2 separate regions of the Mus musculus genome follow, and region 2 is linked to region 1. The links are chromatin loops, found by intact Hi-C in ENCODE. Cell type or tissue: heart. All regions are shown on one strand. Links, peaks and the distances in the headings refer to the core of each region. The heading gives the core; the rest is flanking DNA. Region 1 has its middle 17 kb from the start of Gm51764. Region 2 has its middle 23 kb from the start of Rnf217.

The links. A loop is a pair of places that touch in the nucleus more often than their neighbours do. Peaks named below come from ENCODE experiments on the same cell type or tissue, not always from the same donor. Only the 100,000 strongest peaks of a DNase experiment are listed, where the experiment ranks them.
Region 2: it touches region 1 in a loop (7-fold over the local background); 4 of 42 quality-filtered maps call a loop at or near these places.

What each region holds. Positions count from the first base shown.
Region 1 is chr10:31,464,358-31,467,284 of GRCm38, forward strand. No RefSeq gene overlaps it. Among named protein-coding and RNA genes, the nearest start is that of Gm51764, 17 kb to the left of the region's middle. In heart, for the core only: a CTCF peak has its summit at 1,665; no DNase peak of the experiment used is centred there.
Region 2 is chr10:31,631,413-31,634,339 of GRCm38, forward strand. No RefSeq gene overlaps it. Among named protein-coding and RNA genes, the nearest start is that of Rnf217, 23 kb to the left of the region's middle. In heart, for the core only: no CTCF peak of the experiment used is centred there; no DNase peak of the experiment used is centred there.

The DNA.
Region 1 (2,927 bases), core at 135-2,634:
AGGAGGGGTGGACATTTCAGGACAGTGTGAAGGAAGGAGCATGCCAACTGGAGCAGACCACAGGCTTGGATCATTTCTATAGAGTTTTATTAAAAAAAAAAAAAAAACAAACGGATACCACATGAGTAAAAATGCAATGTTTTGATAGAACTGGGTGGGGCACCCTGATGAGAATTTCTTCCTGGAAAATCATGAATAATGCCCGCAGCCTTATAAGGGTTCAGTGACAAAGTAGGATTCTATCAAATCCACTCTGAGTAACCAATAAGTTAATTGTGCTTACTTGTAAGAGCTGGGGGAGACAGGAGGGGGAGAGGGAGACCCTAGGGGAGGAGAAGGAGGAGAAACTACAGTTGGAATGTGATGTATGAGAGGAGAATATATATATATATATATATATATATATATAAATTTTAAAAACTAATTATAAGATAATAGGCAAAGGGCTGCTTTTAGGAGTTTGGAGGACCCCAGAGAGTTGGCACTGGAAAGTCTTTGCCTGGCCAAAAAGATGGCTTCTTCTAAGCTGCATAGATGTTCATACCCATTGCTGGGATGCTACATATTTTGCATATCTATTCTATTTATTAGTCCATCTATTTTCCCACTGGAGTAATTAAAAAAAAAAAAGCTTTTCGGTCATGAGCTGGGTCAACAGTTTAAAGTATTCACTTAAAACTGAAGGAAGCTGATAGGACAGGACAGGCTCCAGGAGTTCTCAGGCAGTGTCACAGCCTAACCAGCTCAGAATGGGAAATTCACAACTGCCCGCTACTGTCTGTCAAATGAGCACAGAAGCTTCTTCTGAAAGATGAATGAAATCAATCTAAAAGCAAGGTTGATCCAGCAGGCTGCTTGTAAAATTCAATATCCTGCAGAGGAAAAAAAATCATTTTTATTCCTCTTATATAGTCAGAATTTTACTTTCTATTTTATTATTTTTTATTTCACCTCCCCTGATTTCCAACCTACTTATCTGCTAACATCACACACTAACACATGCACGCATGTGCTCACTTACACATAAACACACATACACACCTACACTCATGCATACGACAAATCATAAGCATTGAGTTTTGAGGGGAAATTGTGAATATGCAGTGGCCTCATTTACAGACTAAATAATGACTTTCTGTCAAGCAAGCCCACAGTTCTCTGTTTTCCCGATGACCACTGCAAGTACTGCCTCAGGTCCAGTCAGGATCTGCATACAAAGTCAGCCATTTGTAGCAGCTTTCAGTTTCCTCGGTGAGGCAAGTGACTCTGTAACTTCCTGTGTTCGTACATTTAGTATCTGTTGAGGAAACGCTATCACCCCTGTCCTCCAAAGTAACTTTTCATAAATCTTGCAGATTCAATTCTAAAAACTTGCTTTTCTGTGTGAAGTTTCCTTAACTCTTTATACCATGAAATCCACCAATAGGGAATTAAGTTTCCAAAGTGTTATAGGAGGTTATTTTTTTCTATGTTTATCATTAGGCTATTGTTTAGTGTATATTAAATCTTACTCATTTTTCATGATAAAAAGTTGGTGTATGAAATACTTTAAAAATAAATCAATTTCAATAGAAATATTTAAAACTCACAGCTCATCTAGACAAGGCAAAATAGTTTGTGAATTAGCGATTACAAATAGATTCAAAACTGTGTTGTCCAAAATGAACACCAGGGGATGCCAAATCATAAGGATGCTAAAATAAGCCTGTAAAGGAAACCCTTGTTTCAATGGAAATACCAATGAGAATAAGAGCCAGCATTTCTTGATTATGTATTCCATTCTAAGCACTTTTTCTTAGCCAATTTTCTTATATAAGCTCATTTTTCCTCACAATATCTTTAAAATGAGATGTTATTATCTCTATTTTGTAGATAGGATATGTCAGATGATAAAAATGTTTATGTTGCTTTGCTTCAATTTGTGGTTTACATTGCATCCAACCTTATTCCACGCACTGTCCTAGGGTCTGATATGGATTAGCTCAGCTACAATTTGCAATAACCGCACGATTCATGTTGTATCGCACCCTTTGTTCTCAATGCCTTGATTGAAACCTAGGGAGATTCTTGAATTTCCTCCAAACACATGTAAGGCATAATTGGTTCAAACAACGTCTATCTGGAGCTGAAGCTTCAGTTTCACTCAGTTGAATAAACAATGACAGATGCACAATAAAATCACTCAACTTATCTTACCCTGCTCTTTCTCATTGGACCCAAGTACACACCTCAAATACTCATGATGTATGCCATTTCTCCATCTAGTATTAAGTTAGGGTTTCAGAGGCAGCATACCAAGCAGCATGTGGCTACAAAGGCTTGACATTCATTTCATTTATTTATTTTATGGCTCATGTGTTTACAGTTATATGTACATTATGGAAACAAGAGAATGAGTCCATAGGACTAACTTACCACCACAGACGACACTCATGCCAGGTGCTCATTTCACCACATGCTATGCTAGAGAGGCTACAACAAAGGAAGAAACGCTACAAAGAAAATGGCTTTGTGGGATTCTCAGCCACTCTTGAAATGAAATGGTAACATTTAACTGAATTGGATCAAGAAAGCATCCTATAGAAGAAGGAGGGAGGAAAAAGAGGAGGAAGGAGAGAGGGGGAAGAGGGGAAAGAAAAGAAGGAGGGAAAATAAGGAGAGATTATAGGCCATTGGTAATAATTGTGGCTTTAATTTCTTGATTTTTCACATAAACTTATGTGTGGTTCACTCAAAGAAACTTGCATTAAAAAATGTGGGGGGTTAGAAATGCCATGAACAAAATTTAAAGTTATGAAAATTTAAACATGATAGTAGTCCTTCCTTAGTATATATTTATCCACTTAGCTAGTTTGAGGCACAACGCTTTGAGCATGGTAGACAGTGTGATACCATAACCGTGGCCTTCAGAATGTTTATTTTGCTAG
Region 2 (2,927 bases), core at 129-2,628, 170 kb after region 1:
TGTGGTCAAACTGGACCTCACAGCACTCTGGGCAATTTCACCTACTGATCCAAATTTCTAGCCAATGGTTACATTTGCTCACCTCTTTCTTAGAGCAACTCTATTCTGTTTTGGCATTCTTACCCATCCTTCTTCCTGTTGTCACATTACACAAATGCATTTCCAATAAAGGATTTTTCCACATCATGCAGTGTCCAATAGAGTTCTCTGCTTGTGGGACAGACAAACACCCACGAGAATCTAGTCTGACTATTGCCACTTCTCCAGATTCAGGCATTTACTCTTTATATAAACCTCTATCATTCTAAATAATTTAACATTTTCCTGACATGTACAAGTGTTGCTTCTTTTTTGTTGCTGTTTAATAATGTTTGTCATATTCTCCCTTTTCTATATCTACTATCAATGATTGTTTTTCTTTAAGTTAACTCTAGTATTTGTAGTTGATGTAATAGAAAAGAGGGGAATTAAGGTACCCTTTGATCCACAATCCAAAAATGGGACAGAAACACCCAGAAGTACTTGACCCATGCTTTCCTTCTAGCCTGTACCTACCATAGCTCTATCTCCAAGCAGCTCTGGAGATTCACTTCAGAACTCAGAAACTTGAGCAGTGTCCTAAATCTGCTTGTTTAGGAGTATCCCAACCTCAGAGTATGACTGTGGTGACAAAGGCGCTCCTCTATTGGACAAATGTCAGATTTTAGCAGGCTCTGGCATTGATCTTTGTCCTCAAGAAAAGGCATATTGGACCTTGCTTGAGCTTTCTGCCTAAGAATAACAGAGGGAACAGCTTGAGGTCTGGACAATGGCCAATTTTCAACCTTTCTAAATCTGCCAAATGCTCACTGTGTTTGCAGAATTGTGTCTGTGGACACATATTTTTCTTAGACTGGAAGACCTCCAGGTGTTTGCTTAAGGAAGCCATTGAAACTCAATGCAAATTAAGACCAGCTTTCTAGGAGAAGAGACTCATTTTCCAGGCTCAAGCCTTGAACATACATTATTTAGATGTTCAATATATGTTTATGTTGTAAGTCGTTAAACTATGCTTGAAATTCTAAAACACAAGCCACTTTTGCTTTTTGAAAAAGCATATATTTTGCTTTTCAAAATATACTTAAAATTTTTAAAATGCAAGACACTTTGCTTTACTTGGGGTTTATAATATACCATATAAAGATCTAAATTCAGGTGAAATTTGTTTTCTGAGTAAGGTTATGCTACCATCAGGGCAATTCCCAAGAACTGATTCAGTATATAAGTTTCCACTGAGAAAGTTAATTTTAGGGGAATGTAAGGAAAAGAACAAGTATGAAATAATAAGTTAAAAGTTGTCGTTACCCCTATATGGAGCTAGACTGGTTCTGCTTAAGAAAAAAAGATCTTATGCCAGATCTTATTACATCTGTAATCCTGGTACTAGTGAGGCTCACACAGAAAGACTATGTCAATGTAAAAACATAGCTTCAAGCTCGAAGGGCATGAGAGACAATTTATTCTAGAAGCAAATATGGGTGATTAGAGCCTGATAGTAAAGATTCAGGTTATCCCAAATATCATGTTCTATTGCAGAAGTGGTTTCAAATCTTATAGGTACAGGATAAAAAAACAAGTCACAAAGGACTGGAAAGATGGCTCAGTGGTTAAGAGCACTGACTCCTCTCCCAGAGATCCTGAGTTCAATTCCTATCAACCAAATAGTGGTTCACAACAATCTGTAATTGGATACGATGCCATCTTCTGGTATGTCTTAAGACAGCTACAGTGTACTTATATACACAAAATAAACCTTTAAAAAAAGTCACAAAACAAGACATTTATAAGATATATTGTGGGTGATGGAGAGCTGGAGAGGTAGCTCAGTGGTTAAATGCACTGGCTATTCTTCCAGAGGTCCTGGGTTCAATTCCTATCACCCATATGGCAGCTCACAACTGTGTGTAACTCTAATTCCAGAGTATCCAAAATCCTCATCTGGCCTCTATGGTCACCGCAGTCATGTGGTACACAGACATGCATGCAAGCAGAGCACATAAAATACAATAAAAATAAATAAAAAGATTTAAAAATATAAAATGGATTGGTTGGGACCACAGGGATGCAGGTACAAGGCCACCACCAAGTGGAGAAAATTCTATTACACATCTCCACACTATCTGATAATATTTTTAGCTTTGGATTAGTAGAAGGCAGGAGGTTGCTAAGAATACATTTTAAAGCCTTTTGATGATCACAAGGATGTTAGGTCAGACATAGAGGTGAACAATTAATGACTTTCCAAAGGACTAAATTAGTATAAGCTAATTTGGCTGTGTTGTGCAGCATTTTAATTTAACTCTCCATGATCACAAAGTTCAGATGTTTAGTTTTGAGGGTTTATTAGTTTTTTTTTTTTTAAAGGACATATCTCATTTTATAGTTCTGTCAGTCTGAGAACTCATTATGTAGACCAGGCTACCAGGCCAGACTAGAACTCACAGATATCTGCCTGTCTCTGCCTTTGAGTATGAAATTAAAGGCACGTGCTTTGTAAAGTTTTTAACACAGGCTTTCTTCCTCCTTTTCTTCCCTCCTTCCTCCCTCCTTCTTTTCTTCCTTTCTTCTTCTCCATTACCTCCACCCCTCCTTCCTTCCCCTTTCTTCCTTCCCTTCAGTTTTTTTTTTTCCTTAGCATGTGGATTCAAGGCTAGATAGAGGGAGACCATCTCAAAAACATAATCCCCCGAGCTAGAGAGCTGGCTGAGTAGTTACAGAAGTTTTGCAGAAGACCCAAGTTTGGTTTCTAGCATCAACATCAGGTGACTCACAAATATCTGTAACTCCAATTCCAGAGGATCTAACACCTTCCTCTGGACACACACACACACACACACACACACACACACACACACCACAACTAAATCTTTTTAAAAGCATAACCACCT